Regions from separate parts of the Mus musculus genome. Here region 2 is linked to region 1. The links are chromatin loops, found by intact Hi-C in ENCODE. Cell type or tissue: gastrocnemius. All regions are shown on one strand.

Evidence for each region. Hi-C counts contacts between places; a loop is a spot of excess contacts. Peaks named below come from ENCODE experiments on the same cell type or tissue, not always from the same donor. Only the 100,000 strongest peaks of a DNase experiment are listed, where the experiment ranks them.
Region 2: a loop joins it to region 1, with 7 times the contacts of the local background. A loop is called at or near these places in 19 of 42 quality-filtered maps.

Annotation. Positions count from the first base shown.
Region 1 is chr2:158,044,465-158,052,464 of GRCm38, forward strand. It overlaps Rprd1b (regulation of nuclear pre-mRNA domain containing 1B), which reads left to right. Exons shown (of 7, transcript NM_001291134.1): 4 at 3,452-3,564; 5 at 5,623-5,749. Among named protein-coding and RNA genes, the nearest start is that of Rprd1b, 20 kb to the left of the region's middle. In gastrocnemius, a CTCF peak has its summit at 3,626 (motif pointing right); a DNase peak (open chromatin) is centred at 3,624; H3K27ac peaks cover 944 bases.
Region 2 is chr2:158,200,321-158,208,320 of GRCm38, forward strand. It overlaps D630003M21Rik (RIKEN cDNA D630003M21 gene), which reads right to left. Exons shown (of 14, transcript NM_177657.5): 9 at 5,381-5,479; 10 at 4,340-4,488; 11 at 2,753-2,891; 12 at 641-763; 13 at 1-46. Among named protein-coding and RNA genes, the nearest start is that of 1700060C20Rik, 12 kb to the left of the region's middle. In gastrocnemius, a CTCF peak has its summit at 7,671; DNase peaks (open chromatin) are centred at 3,996 and 7,652; H3K4me3 peaks cover 215 bases.

The DNA of each region.
Region 1 (8,000 bases):
TGCTGTCCGACCTCCCAGGACTAGCACAGGTGGCAGTCCTATGCCTCAACCCTTTATTTGTACTCTTCACAGTCTTTCCCAGGTCTAAAATTGCATATCCTTCACAGTAAACTGGAAGGCTTTCTAAGAAAGTGCTTTTGAGGCTTCTGGCCACTGTTGTTTTACCTAAAGCTGCTAAAACATGCTCCTGAAAAGCAAGCTTTTTCCTGCTTTAGGTTCTACTAGTGACAGCATTGTGGCCTTTGGGAATTTCACTCTACAGTTTTGAAAAAATATCTAGCATTTTTGCCTATACCCTATACTGCATTCAGTAGTGCTTGGGGAAAGCAAGGAATCTCTTGCCTTAAAGGAAGCTTGAAACTTATGTTGGAATGTCCGATCAGGCATTGCTACATATGTGGTGCTGTGCTAGTTGCTTTGCAAAGCGCAGAGGAGTAAAAAACACCTGTGCTCCCCAGGGAGCCATCACAGATATGGCAGTGTTGGAAGTGGCTCCTTTGGGGTTTGGATCTTGTTTGCAGGCTAGTGGTGACATGTGCTGGTGTCATTTGTCTAAAGAGTGTTTTTCTTTCCCTTCATCTTTTAAAGTCAGATACTCAACAGACTCCTTGGGTATTCTGGTCTTGGCAGCTCATTCTTGTCTTCTCAGGACCTGAGTGATCAAGATCGTTTATACGATTCTTTCAAATACCCATGACTTTCCAAAAGGAAGTCATTTTCAAATCTGAATCGTTCTTTTATGTTGATAAATGATATGTATACATGAACTAGAGTTACAGTCAGTTGTGAGCTGCAGTTCAGTTGATAGGAACAGAGTCTGGGTCCTCTGCAAGGGCAGCCAGTGCTTTTTCCACTTGACATCTCACTCACTGCCCTCCCGGTCTCAGTGGGACAGCCAGTTCTCTTAACCACTAAGCTCCCTCTTCAGTTCCACAACACTGAAAATTTTATTTTGCTCTTATGTTCATACTCTGGTGAACTCTTTCACATGCACTGCTCTGCTATCGTGGCTAAGTGTGTGCAGGTTGTACCACATGCCACATTAAGTAGCTACTGCGCACACAGTTCTGTGAGGTTCATATGTAGGCCATATGCTAGTGGGCTTTTCACTTAACTATATACCAGTCTTTGCTTTTCAAAACTATAAAAATTTATTGTGTGAATGGAAACTATGCAAAAAGAACTTAATCCAAGTAGAAAATTTCATTTCTGTGCGTTTTTGTTTTGTCAGCTAAGATGCTGCCTACAAATGTATAGTGAACAGAAAAAGAGTAAAACTAATAGTTGCTTTGCTATGCACAGTGGTACATTCCTGAAGTTCTAGGACTCAGGAGACAGAGGCAGGAGGATTGCTAGTTTGAGACCAGCCTGAGCCAGCTTGAGCTGCAGAGCAAAGGCTCTCTCTCAGTAAACCAGTATCTAGGATGCTGAGTAATAGGGTCAGCCTGGAAGGGCAAGGCCCTAAATTCCATTGTCAGCACTAGAGAAAAACCGAAAATAAACATTGAAATAAAGTAACTTTCACTGTAACAAAATATATGGAGAGTAGTTTGAACTGTCTTGCCTTCGGTGTTTTAAAATACTAAGAGTTAATTTTTATTTTTAATATTTAATAATTTGAAGGCTGGGGCTTTCACAAAGGGCTCCACATGTGTCAGCCAAGGGTTCTGCCAGTGAGCTAACACAGTGAGCTAACATCCCCTTTTGACTATTTACTTTTTACTTAATTGTCTCGAACTTCTGTCCAGCTAAGATTTCAAGTTTTTGTCACTAGATATACTCTGAAAGTTGCTGTGGTGTCAAGTGTTTTTGTGGGGTCACTTCTTCCACCATCATCCTCTCTTCCCTTTTGCTGCTGAGTCGGCATCACCAGGCCCCTCTTCCTTCTGCCTCTCAAGCACTTGCTCCCCAGCTCCTCTCAGTGGTGACCTTCAGATTCAGTTCCTCCATGGCTTCCATCGCAGCTTCTTTGTTGTGCTTTTATCGTTATGGCCAGTTCTCTACTTATTATTGTTATGAAATGTCAGATGGTTTCTGTCACTGAGAAATGGGATGGCACAGCTGAGGAACTGATGTGCCTGTCACTGACAGACATGGCAGACAAGTAGGGATTGGTTCTTGATTTGTGTTTTGGGAACTGAAATATTAGAAAACTCACGTAATCCCAGGACTCAGAGTTATAGCCTAGGCGGTGAGAGCTGCAGTGTGCTGCTGAGGACTGTGGCTTCACTGACCTGAGAGAGTCCTCTGCACTAGCATTGTGTGAAACAAGGATAGCCTCCATTGTAAATGTGGCTGCCTACTTTCTCCTTCTCTCCAACAAGCAAAACCATAAGGAAAAAAAAAGCAATTCATGCTATTGCCTGGCCTTCCTGTCACAACTTAGCTAATTAATGTGTAAGATGGAAAGTGGGAGCTGCATCCTTAGTTCCAGAAGAGACTTAAGTGCACATGTGCACACCCTCCCTGGGGAGTTACTCTGTACGTGTAGCAAGTTCCAAGGCAGGTGCCTGGTATCCCCTTTTTGACAGATAACTGTACTTGCATACAGTGGAAGAAGTACTGGTGAGGCTGTCATGCCAGAGAGTTGTTTAACCTCCCTGGGTCTTTTTCCTCTTGTAATGTAATGCTCTGTCAAAATTGTTGGAAAGATGAAGGTAAAGAAACCATTGCAATGCCCTGCACATACTTGGTGTCCAATATTTCTGTTAAATGCAGATTTATCATTTAGATTTATTTCCCTCAATTGTTTTTCTTGTTTTGTGTTGCCCAATGTGATGCAATAGAAATGATTTTAGAATTAACACATCTATCATAATCATATAAAAGCACAGGGGACAGATAATAAAGAATGCAACTTGCCAGGCTCAAAAGTAGTTAATTCTAGAATGGAATTGTAAATAATTTCTTCCAGTGGTACAATCACATTTCTCAGTAATAGTTTTAAATTTTATAGTAAAATTTAGTTTATTCTGGTTTTAAAGAAAGAGTTTAAAGGTTACTTGTACTTGAAGTCTTTGACAGTATAGTTGATGAATCTCTCCCTTCTATTTATTTTCTATAATGATCCTTGGAAACCATAAAACTGTTTCCTGTGCAGTGTATTCTCTGTCGCCTCGTACATGTTGCTTTACTTCATTGTATTGCCTCATGCGTCTTACCATCCTAATGTTTACTTCTTTTGAAGGGAAGAAGGTTCTAATTATGATAATTGGGGCATACCACTTCCAGTAGCATTTCCTTGGACTCAAAGTTTGGGAACTTTTTGTCTCTTCAGTAACATAAGGAGCTATACCAATTTAAAATAACTGGCAAGACAGTTAGCATGAAGCCATTTCTGAAAATGAACACTCCCTTTCCCCTCGGTGTTTGCCTGTGGTCATTGTGCAGAGCACTGGATGCTTATGTAAGTAGGACATGCAGCTCACACTTGTCTCTTTATTTTCCCTAGCAGCAGAAGAGAAGAAGTCTCTAAAACGAACTTTTCAGCAGATACAAGAGGAGGAAGATGATGACTACCCTGGAAGCTACTCTCCCCAAGACCCTTCTGCAGGCCCTCTCTTGGTATGTGATGCCAGGCACAAAGTGACTCCAGGTGGCCTTTAGCTGAAGATCATGACCACAAGGTGGTGCTGTTACCAGTGGTGTGGCTTATCAAAGGGCAGCAGATGCAGTAGCGCACTCAGAGATTCCCAGACACCTGACTTCACCCTGCCTTTTACACCTCCACTTTACAATGGGTTAATGTTTATAAAATGTTCGGACTTGACTTTGTCTTTTAAAAGTTAAAAATACTCTAAAAGTAGATTTAAGGATATAATAAAGATGTTCTGAGGCATTTTGCTATGCATGTTGCTAAGAACAGTCTTTTTTTTAAAGATTTATTTACTTATTTTATGTATATGAGTATACCATTGCTTTCTTTAGACACACCAGAAGAGGGCATTATTTCCCACTACAGATGGCCATGAGCCACCATGTGGTTGCTGGGAATTGAACTCAGGACCTCTGGAAGAGCAGTCTATGCAGTTAACCGCTGAGCCATCTCTCCAGCCCACTAATAGCATTCTTGTTTATAAGCAGATAACTTACTATTATCTGAGGACAGTCTTGTAGCCACTGATAGTAAATTTACTGCACTCTCTTTATTATTACTTTATTGCAATAGGGAGTTTGCCTTTAAGGATACAGTTGCCTCATATAGTCCCTTATGAGACAAGCTTGATTTGGTTCATCTGTTTATTGTAAAAAAAAAAAAAAAAAGAGCCACAAAACAAACAAACAGATTAAGTAGCATTTATGTAACTTGCCAAGTATCTTAATTTGAATTAAGATCTGTCATAATTCAGAGTCATTGTGCTTTTTTTTATTTGTTTTATTTGTAATGTTTTGAGATAGAGTCTCACTGTGTAATGCCAGCTGACTTTAAACTTGAGATTTTCCTGCTGTGGCCAGATTACAGCTGTACACTTGTACTGGGGAGTCTGAGGCTGGAGGATTATGAGTTTAAGATCAGCCTGGCTATACAGTGAGACTTCCTGCCTCAGCTTCCCATAGCTGGGATGACAGGTGTATGCCGTCACACTTGTCTGTCTGAGACTGCCTTGTGTTAATCTTAACTGTATTCTACATGGTCATTTGTGGTCAGGACATAGGATAGGTAAATAGGTCATATGAGTGGTCATATGTGGTCATATGAGTGGTCATTTGTGGTCAGGACATAGGATAGGTAAATAGGTCATATGAGTATATGCGTGTGCACTGTACACTCAACGATGGATGAGACAGGATTAAGTAATAGAAATGTTAGGTCAGATCTTTGCATCTAAAACCTTTAAAGAGGAAGACCGTGGCCGATCAACTTTCAGGGCAATCTGACTATTGCCGACAGAGCCAGCTGTCCTTAGGTCATTGTGCTCTGCCACCTGTCAGCACCCTATGCTTTCTCGTGGTTTTTTTTGTTTGTTTGTTTTGGTTTTTTGTTTTTTTTTTTTTTTGAGACAGGGTTTCTCTTTGTAGCCCTGGCTGTCCTGGAACTCACTCTGTAGAACAGGCTGGCCTCAAACTCAGAAATCCGCCTGCCTCTGCCTCCCAAGTGCTGGTTTGTAAAACCCTTTTGATAGACACAGGATATGCTTTTCTTGTCTTTAACTCTTAATGAGTTAATTTATTTGACATTTTAATATTGGCAGGGATTTTTATTTTGTAAAACAAACTCTAGAAAGAATTTAATCAGCCAGCACAGCTGTTCAGCATCTGGCATTTGTGCCTTTTTTTCTATATTATAGACTTTTATACTGTAAATAGTGTTTCATTTGAAATTAAGCAGTATGGACTAGAATCTGTATTCTTAAGTTGCCAAAAATGTGCTCTTTAATTTTTTTTTTTAAACAGAATTCTGTAGAGGTTTATTTATGTGTTTGTAGACTTAAAATAATTTTATGTCATTTAGAATCCATATCATTTCCATTCACAAAGTTCTGGAGCTAACACAGTTGCTTATGTAGCTTTTGGCTTGTTTCTAATGCTCAGAATGGTGATTTTTGTCATTTGCCTCTAGCTGTCTTTCTTTAACCCCTTTATGTCTTAGTGGATAATAGTATTTGCCTTTGCCTTTTGTAGACTGAGGAGTTAATCAAAGCTTTGCAGGATCTGGAAAATGCTGCGTCAGGGGATGCTACTGTCCGACAGAAGATCGCTTCCCTGCCTCAGGAAGTGCAAGACGTGTCGCTGCTAGAGAAAATTACAGGTGAGAAGGTAGCTTAGCTGAAAGATAAGAAAGAAGGCGCTATCTAGAGTCATGCTTATGTCTGTAGGTAGAAAATTTCTGTGTGATGTTGGGTACTCTGCTGCCTTGGTGTGTGAAGCCATTTATAGGCTAAACAAGAAAGCTCTCAGAGGGGCTGGGCAGGTAGCTCCACATTGAGTAGTTCCTGCTCCATTTCCACACCTGCACCGGGCAGCTAACACAGGGCATCTGATGTATTCTTTTGGTCTCCATGGACACTCACTCACTCACACATACGGCATATTTATATACATACTCATACATTATATATATATACTCACACATATACGGCATATTTATATACATACTCATACATTATATATACACTCACACATATACGGCATATTTATATACATACTCATACATTATACATATACTCACACATATACGGCATATTTATATACATACTCGTACATTATATATACACTCACACATATATGGCATATTTATATACATACTCATACATTATATATACACTCACACATATACGGCATATTTATATGCATACTCATACATTATATATATACTCACACATATACGGCATATTTATATACATACTCATACATTATACATATACTCACACATATACGGCATATTTATATACATACTCATACATTATATATATACTCACACATATACGGCATATTTATATACATACTCATACATTATATATATACTCACACATATACGGCATATTTATATACATACTCATACATTATATATATACTCACACATATACGGCATATTTATATGCATACTCATACATTATATATATACTCACACATATACGGCATATTTATATACATACTCATACATTATACATATATACTCACACATATACGGCATATTTATATACATACTCATACATTATATATATACTCACACATATACGGCATATTTATATACATACTCATACATTATATATATACTCACACATATACGGCATATTTATATACATACTCATACATTATATATACACTCACACATATACGGCATATTTATATACATACTCATACATGTAAATAAAATAATACAAATAAATCTGGATCTTGAGGCCAGAGAGACGGCTAAGTGGTTAAGAACCCTTGCTGCCCTTTCAGAGGACCTGGTTCCCAGCACCAGACACAGTTGATGTACTTACATATATCCAGACAGACACTCATACAAATAACAAACAAAAATTTTAACTAAATAGATAAAAATAAACCACAACAAAAAGAAACTTTTGAAACACACTGAGTAGTGATTTGACTAGTTAGGGCAGAAATGCTGGGCTGCCATCACTCTCTGAATAAGATCATTTGGCACTCAGTGCAAATTGTGTATATGTGGAGCAGTGGAGGCCAGGAAGGGCTAGACTGTGAGCTGCTAACAGAAATATTTGGTACACGGCTGTGTTGTTTAATGTATTGCACACTGACAAGGTGATTCGGTGTCGAGAGTTGTTATTGAGTTCATCACAGTCACTCCCAGTTAAACAGGAGTTGGAGGAGAGAGTGAAGTATGAACTAATCTTTTAGAGAGCGTGCTCTGAACTCTACATACGCCTCGTGAGTCTCTGAGAATTGTGTTCTCATGTGTAGGAAGGGATTGAGACTCTGTAAAGTTAGCTATCTTGGCCAAGATCACACGGTCTTCTCACTGCAAAAGCCCAATCCTTTCATCCCATTCTCTCCAAAGGTCATTTCCCCCTCCATCTCTCTTCTTTTTAAATTGGATATCTTATTTATTTACATTTCAAATATTATCCCCTTTCTCAGTTTCTCCTCTGTAACTTCCCCACCCCCACCCCATCCCATTCCCTCTTACTCTGCTTCTATGAGGGTGCTCTCCCACTTACCCACTCCTGCCTCACCACCCTAGCATTCCTCTATACTGGGGCATCAAGCCTTCACAGGACCAAGGGCCTCTCCTCCCATTGATGCCATATAAGGCCCCTTTAGCTCCTTCAGTCCTTCCCTTAACTCCTCCATTGGGGTCCATGTGCTCAGTCCGATGGTTGTCTGCGAGCATCCGCATCTGTATTGGTCAGGCTCTGGCAGAGCCTCTCAGGAGACAGCTTTATCAGACTCCTGTCAGCAAGCACTTCTTAGCATCAGCAATAGTGTGTGGAATTGGTGTCTGCATGTGGGATGGATTCCCAGCTGGGGCAGTCTTTGGATGGCCTTTCTTTCAGTCTCTGCTCCACTCATTGTCCCTGTATTTCCTTTAG
Region 2 (8,000 bases), 160 kb after region 1:
GCTGGGCCGCCTGCTTGGACAGGTCAAGGCCCTGGCGGTACTGGGCCTGAGAAGGAAAAGAACGTTCAACTCCTACCTGAGGATCCACCCAGCAGTCAGGAGTCTCCATGGACCACGAGCCTCAGTTTCCCTATCTACAAAGCTGAGCCCACAGCCAAAGGTTAACACAGGAGTTGTCACACACCCAACACACACATCCCAGCCTTTGCCCTGGAATTTCACAGTCTTTGGGAAGTTTCTGTGACGTTCATGCCTGGGTCAGAGGCTTCGATCCCCAACAGCCCTCTCTGCTGTGTCCAGGCTAGCTCCATCCTCCAGTGTCCGGAGTTCTCTGAGAGCTGTGACAGCCCAAGGCCTCCTATGTCATCACAAATGTGACATCCCGTCTTTCTATGCTGACCCAGCAGGTTTAGGTTTGGGCCTCGGAACCTGCATTTTGAGAAACCACCAGGGATTCTGACTTCTTGGTACTAGGTCTTGGAGGACTTCCTGGAGGAGGCAGAACCTAAGATGATGGCTCTGTGGTCCAGGCTGCTTCCTGCTGTGCCTGGAAGCTCCCTTGCATTTTCCCATCCCTGCATCCAGGACCTAGCTGACCCCACCCCAATGCCCTCTCGGCAACTTGGGTCTTAGAACATACCGCAACCTGCAGGAAGAAATCCTCAAACTCTGCGTGGACTTTCTCTACTGTCTCTGCACATACATGCACAGGAGCGAGAGCCTGCAGACTCTGGCTGCCTTCTCCCGCCATCCAGTCACTGACCTGGGCAGAAGACAATGGTTAAAGTGTGATGTGGGGTAAGGAGCTGCATCAGGCTACCTGCTTACTTTATTGTGTGTAGATACATGTATGTGTGTGTGTGTATGTATGTGTGTGTGTGTGTGTATGTGTGTGTATGTGTATATGTGTATGTGTATATGTGTGTATATATGTGTGTATGTTTATGTATGTGTGTATATGTGTGTGCATGTGTGTGTGTGTTTATGTATGTGTGTATGTGTGTATATGTGTGTGCATGTGTGTGTATGTGTGCATATGTATATGTGTATGTGTGTGTATATATATGTATGTGTATGTATGTGTGTATGTATGTGTATATGTGTGTGTGTCATATGTGTGTATATGTGTGGATGTGTGTGTGGATGTGTATGTGTGTATGTGTGCGTGTGTGGGTATGCATATGTGGGTACACTTGTATATGGAGGTTAGATGTCAACCTAGGTTGCTCCCTTAGGAGCTGCCCACCATTTATTTATTTATTTATTTATTTATTCATTCATTCATTCATTCATTCATTCATTCATGCATTCATTTATTTATTTCTGATACAGGGTCCCTCACTGGGCTCTGGGGTTCACCAATTAGGCTAGGCCTGGCTGGCCGGTGAACCCCGAGGGTCTCGGCCTCTGCTGCCTCGGTACTGAGGTTACGAACACACAGCCGTACACCCAGTGTTTTATGTAGCTTCTGTGGATCAAACTCAGGTCCATGTACCTGTGGTAAAGCACTTCACTGACTGAGCCTTCTCCCTGACCCTTGACCTCTTGAGGGGCCATAGTCTTCTTGTCCTCAGCCAGTCATGGGCCCGGATGGAAATCCCAGTAATGACCTGGCTCAGCTCAACGCAGAGGGGCTATGGTTCTGAGTGCCCTGTCCCTGGGAGACCCTCTGTCTGTATGGTTGTGGAAGGAAGCCAAGATGGTGTGAGGTCAATAAGAAGGTAAAACTTGAGTCAGTCTGACCACTTACAGTCACCTGATCATAAAAGGTTGGTCTCTGGGGATGAGTTCTCTGTCTTAGGGGTATGTAACTGGGTCTGGAGAAACCCCTGCCAGTGGCAGAGAGTCTCCCAAGAACTCACTGACGCCCCTGGCTTCAGTTTATGGGTGGTAATGGATAGGCATGAACAGTCACTGAGGGACAGATGATAAAAAGGTCCTCTGACCCTGTGATGGTTATGATGTGTGTGTGAACATGACAGAGTATAGAATCAGCTAGGAGACTAGCCCCTCGCGCTTATCTTGATTTTGGTGATTGCAATGGGAGACACGCCCACTGTGGGTGGCGCCATTCCTGGCTGGGCTCCTGGGTGTATATTCCCAATTATGGATGTGATATGACCAGCCGTTTCAAGGTCCTTGTCTTCCCCACCATGAAGCACCCTTGAACTGTGAGCCAGAATAAACTCCCCCTGGTTGCTTTTGCCAGAGTATTTCCTCATAGTGACAGGAAAAGAAAATGAGGTATTCTTGCTCTGGGGGCACTGACAAGCTCCTACAAACTTACAAAATTCAAGGCTAGAAATGAGAGTGCAGAGGCTTGAGCAGTCAGGTGACCTGGGGCTGCCCAGCCAGGAGGACCTGGCCCAAGGCAGAGAGAGCTGTGTGGATTTTAGGTAACCCCCAAGTGAAGGGTTACCAACAGCTCCAGGCTCAGACTTCAGATGTGCAACCACAGTGGGCAGCATATGCCAGCCCTGGATTCCCCATGTGTGGTGGGGAATCCCCAAAGCTCCTTTGTCACTGATAAGAGACCATGCTGGAAGACAAGGATATTCACAAGTACACTAGTCTGGGGCACACACACAGCCAGTGCTCAATAAATGCAGCCCCTGTGACTGTATCTTAATCACTGTTTGAATGCATGTTTTCTGCCTTGCCCCAAACACCAAGGCCTGCCAGCTTGATATGTTAACTGCAGAACATAGTGAGCCCTGTAAAAATGCCATGTCCCCTGTAGCCTCCCCTTCACCTGGTGGATGGCAGTCTCCAGGTGGCCCAGGCGGACGCGGAGCTCCAGCCTTCGGAGGAGTTGATTGGACGCAGTGACCAAGTCATGAAGCTGACCATCCACAAGGTTGTACAGGGCAGCAGCCTCGGTCAGATGGCTCCTGGGACGGGGCAAGAGGGTGAAAAAGATGTTCTTCTCTGTGCTCTCATCAGGCAAGTGCCTGCCCTCCTAATCTGTGGCCACAGCTGGGCTGCCAGCCACTGACTTACTGTGTGACCTAGAGCAGGTCCCTAGCCTTCTCTGGGCCTCAGTGGCAAACCTGAGGGTGCCACAGGAACTGAAATGATTCTTCTCCTTTTTGGTGGAGTATTAAGCCAGCTGGGTAGATCCGAGTCTGAACCCCAACTCTGCTAACTGCTAGCGTGGGTCCTTGTGCAACATCACCACTTCGGGGGTCTCTGGCTCCACAGGTGGATTTCTGAGTTCGAGGCCAGCCTGGTCTACAGAGTGAGTTCCAGGACAGTCAGAGCTATACAGAGAAACCCTGTCTCGAACCCCCCCCCCAAAAAAAAGTGGGGATAGTAACAGAACTCACTTCCTGGAGTGGCTGTGAGCAGCGAGTGATCTGAGCAGGGGCTTCCAGAAGCTCAGAGCTCACATTCCACTCCAGGCCGGCATCAGGCCCTGACCGTGAAACTTTCTAGTACTGCTTCCGGGGTTCTGGCCAGCCAGGGGACCTTGGACCTTCCCTATGTCATGAGAAACATTCAGTGGAGTGTCAGGCCCAGGAGGCTGGGTGGCATTCACCCATTTGCAACATGCTATCTTCCTGACCTCCATTCTGCAGGGAACAGGTGCAGAGAGGGTAGCAACTGTAACCAGTGATGGTCTTTTGTCTCGGATAGAGACTCAGGGTCAAAGGCTGGTTTCAAATTCCTATGTAGCCAAGAATGGCATTGAACCTGGGGTCCACCTGCCCTGCTAGGCATTTTTAAATTGGCCAAAGCCAGAGGATCTAAAGCCAGGGGACTTCTCCCATGGAGGTGCTTGGTGAAGGGAGAAACCTGGAGTCTCCCATCCCTTCCTGGGAGCCGGTTTTCAAACAAAGATGATGGAAGGAAAGGTGCCTTTTCAAGGGACCCCAGTCACGGATCCGACATTCATCAGAAAAAAAGTCCAAAACTCCTGAAGGAATGGGGAGCCACAAGGGCTGCAGGGATGAGCACAGAACAGCAAAGTGCTGCGGTGAGCATGGGCCCACAGCGCCCCCTGGTGGAACTCCAGGTCAAAGGTCTGGAGGGACCTCAGGTAGTCAAGATGGGCTGGGTGAAGCAGGTGAGGCAGTGACATGGTGGATAACAACAAGGCATTGTGAGGGGCAGGAGATGGAAAAGGGAGAGATCCGTGTGTGGAGGGGGGAGACAAGAGCGGAAGTCCTTCAATGCCTGTCTCTGGCTAAAGATGAAGGAGGGGCTGGTGAGGTTATCCCCAAGGTTCAGAGGGTAAGAAGGTGGCTTCCCTAGCCTCACCCTACGCATTCTCTTCACAGGGCGGCCCCACTCCTGAACTGTAACTGGGAATGAAGGAGGGGAGACCGGGTGTCTATACCTGACATCGGGGTTAGCATTTAGCCCGCTGGCCTCTTGCTGCAAGCTGGCCAGAGTAGTTCCACCTTCCCTCTGGAGAGCCAGCAGGCCCGGGTCCCTCAGCACCGTCTCCATCAGCTCCTTGGACTTGCTCAGGCACCTGGTAGCCTCCTGCCAACAGAGGGAGGTGTCCTGAGGCGCAATCTCCTCTCACCACCTTCCAGGGATCCCCACAGGGAGAGAGCCTGACTTTCCCAGCTGAGTCCAAGCATCTCCATCTGTCCTTCAATCTCTAACACATCTGAAGCTACGGCCCTCCTATCACCATGGTAACCTCACTGGTCCTAGCTCCCTCTTCTCTCTGGAACACCCATCCCAGACTCTTGGTTGAGCTCTCTGATGCTCTCTGGTTTTCCCTGTAGCCAAAACGTTTGTTTTAAACAAACAAACAAACAAACAAACAAAACAAACAAAAAAACAAAGGGTATACCCCATGATCCCCTTCTTCAAACTCCCCTGGGCTCCGCAGCCCAGCTCCTGGGCCCATCTCTCAGAGATGTGGTTCTTAGCCTCCCCCTAACTCTGCTCCACAGACATGCAGCTACTCTGCCTCAGGGTTGTTGCACATGCTTGCTCTCTGCCTGGAGGCCACTCACCCGCCTCGCTCTTCTCACTCAATCTTACGTTTACAGCATCTGGCACAGCTGGTACTGTCTTCCTTCCCTCCCCCACCCCATTCTTTCCTTTTTCAGCATAGGGTCTCATGTATACTAGGCAATTATTCTCACCACTGATCTATATCCCCAATCCCTCATAACTACGTTTTAAACGGCCACTCTGCCACTGCACCCTGACCCTCACCAGGGCACAGACAGGCAAGCCAGTTCCTCAGGCTGGGTCCCCAGAGCAGGGTGCATGGTGGATGCCCAAGAACTATTGGCTAAAAACTAATGAGTGAAAAGCAGAGTGCCCCTCGCCAAGTGTCCCTTTCCCCTCATGCGCTCTTGGTACTTAAAAGCCTGAGGTATGCTGGTAGCTTCCTCACCCTGCATTCCAGGTTTACCTGCACCCCACCAGGGGGTTCACCCTTCTCAAACTCTTGGATGGAAGCCTGCAGCAGGGAGGAGGCCTGGCGAAGGTCAGTGAGGAATGGGTCCAGTTTCTGCAGGGACAGGAACCAGAGCGGAGCTCAGCCTGAGGGAACCGAGAGGAGAGGCCTTTCCCTAGGGGACTCCGGAAGGGACCAGGCTTACACTACATCAGAACCATCAGGAGAGCTGGTGAAAGTGCCTCTCCACCATGCCCCAGTCTTCCTCTCACCTCTACCCTACCCCTCGCCCCATAGATGTGCCAATGCTCTGGGGCAGTCTGAGAACATCTACCAAGTCTCCAAGCCACAGTGCCACTACTGCAAGTCACTGTGGTCTGCAGTGGGGGAACAGGAGCCAGAGGAGAAAGAGGGAAGGCCTGAGCTGTTCACAGACCCTGGGGGTCCTTGCAGAAGGGGTAGGATGGAGGTGTGAGGGTGGGCTAGAGAAACACCTTGGCCCAGTTGAGCCATTGGCTAGCTGTGAGATCGCATGCAACCTCTCTGGGCTTCCCTGTACTTCTGGGAGGTGAGAAATACAGTACATATTTTACAGCAGGATGAAGGGTTGATGGACTAATTTGTGACAGAATTGAGTACAGAGCCCAGAGCTTGCCAGAATCATGATCACCATCAGTTTTACACTCTGGATCACCCAGTGAGATTCCCCTTAAAGGGACAGCCTGAAAGTTGAAGTTCAAAGGTCATGGGGTTAATGGGAGGCCTCTGGAGAGGGAACCTGGAGCCCGGGAGCAGGACATGCCACTGAAAAAACGAGTAGACGCTGCTCCCCTCTCCCTGTTCAGGCGGGTGATTCCAGGACACCGAGGCCAGGATGCCCAAAACCCTGTGCTAAGTGTCCTGTAGAACCTTGCACATTTCCTGGGGACTACAAATTGGCTGGCAATGACTCAGGTACCTGATGCCAGTAGAAGCCTGCAGAGGGTCCCAGGCATCAATGCCTCCCTCCCCTACCTCCATATTTTGTTTCTTTCTTTCTTTAGTTTTTATTGGGAGAGGGGTATGCACACCATTCTTCCTCTCTCTGTCTCTGTCTTTCTCTCTCTCTCTCGTGTGTGTGTGTGTGTGTGTGTGTATGTGTGGTGTGTGTGTGTTTGCATGCATGTGTGTGCGTATGTGTGTGTGTGAGAGAGAGTGTGGTGTGTGTGTGTGTGCATGCATGTGTGTGCGTATGTGTGTGTGTGAGAGAGAGTATGGTGTGTGTGGTATATGTGTGTGTGTGTGTGCATGCATGTGTGTGTATGTGTGTGTGTGTGAGAGAGATTGTGGTGTGTGTGTATGTGGTGTATGTAGTGTGTGTATGTGGTGTATGTGGTGTGTATGTGGTGTGTGTGTATGTGGTGTATGTGGTGTGTGTGTATGTGGTGTATGTGGGGCGTGTGTGTGTGTGCGTGTGTGATTCAGGTGATGTGTCATGGAGCTGGTTCTCTCCTTCCGCCTTTGCATGGGTACCACGGATGGAACTCGGGTCACCAGGCTTACATGACAAGGGCTTTTACCCGCTGGGCCAGCTCACTGGTTGCTTTCTCTGAGTTTGTTTAGTTTCTTGCAACAGGGTCTCATGTAGCCAAGGATGACATTAAACTCTGTCTCAGGTGCAGGGATGGACAGCTAAATACTCTCATCCTGATTATCCACAGTTACACTGCACTCAGCAGGACATGAGGATACAGGCCTGTTACCCCAATACTTGGGACTCAGGAGGGAGGAGGCTCTTGAGTTTAAGGCAAATTGGACCACAAAGTCAAGAATATATGGCCACATGGTCTGAGTTATGTATCTAGACCCTGCCTCAGACAAACAGGGCTGGGCCTGGAAGCTCAGAGCACACCACTCCCCCCGCTCACTTGGGGCCTCTTGTTCACATCCCAGGGCCACTGACAAGAAAAAGCAAACCAAACAATTCAAACAAGATCGCCTACAAGAAGAACAGATCATCAGCCACCTGTCAGACTGCCTGAGGAGACAGGGGTTCTCCGAGGACGGGTGACTTTGCCCCCAACCCTGGCTGGAAGCAGTTATAACTTGGGAGAGGCAGGAGGCTGTTGGCCATACCACAGTGCAGAAGGGAACCGCAGACCCTGGCTGAGAGGTCCAGTGGGTGGAGGGGCCCTGCGTGGGCCTTCAAGATAGAGTATTCCATGGCTGCTGCCTCGCTCTGGTGGCCTCCGGAGTTAAACTGGGCACCAAACCTGTGGGTGCAGGGCAAGGAGCCAGGAGCAGTTTCCTTCCCTGCCCTGTAGGCGGCAGTGCATACTAACCCACAGCGTCTGCGCTCATCAATCCGCTTTCAGCTGACAACAGCTGAAACCTTCCACGTGTGCCAGATACCCTTCCAAGCTCGTCACTCACATTAATTCAGCACTCATAAAAAAATCCCATGGAAAGGCGACCTCATTACCCTCCCCATTCCTCACTTTGCTAACGAGGAAGGCACGGCCCAGAGAAGGTGGGGAAACTCACAGAGCAGAGCTGGACTGGATCCTAGCAAGCTGGCCTCAAGAGCCTAATGCCTTACTGGGGCTACACCGAACCTTCATTGTAAATGTTTGTTGAATGACTATCTGTCCTTGAA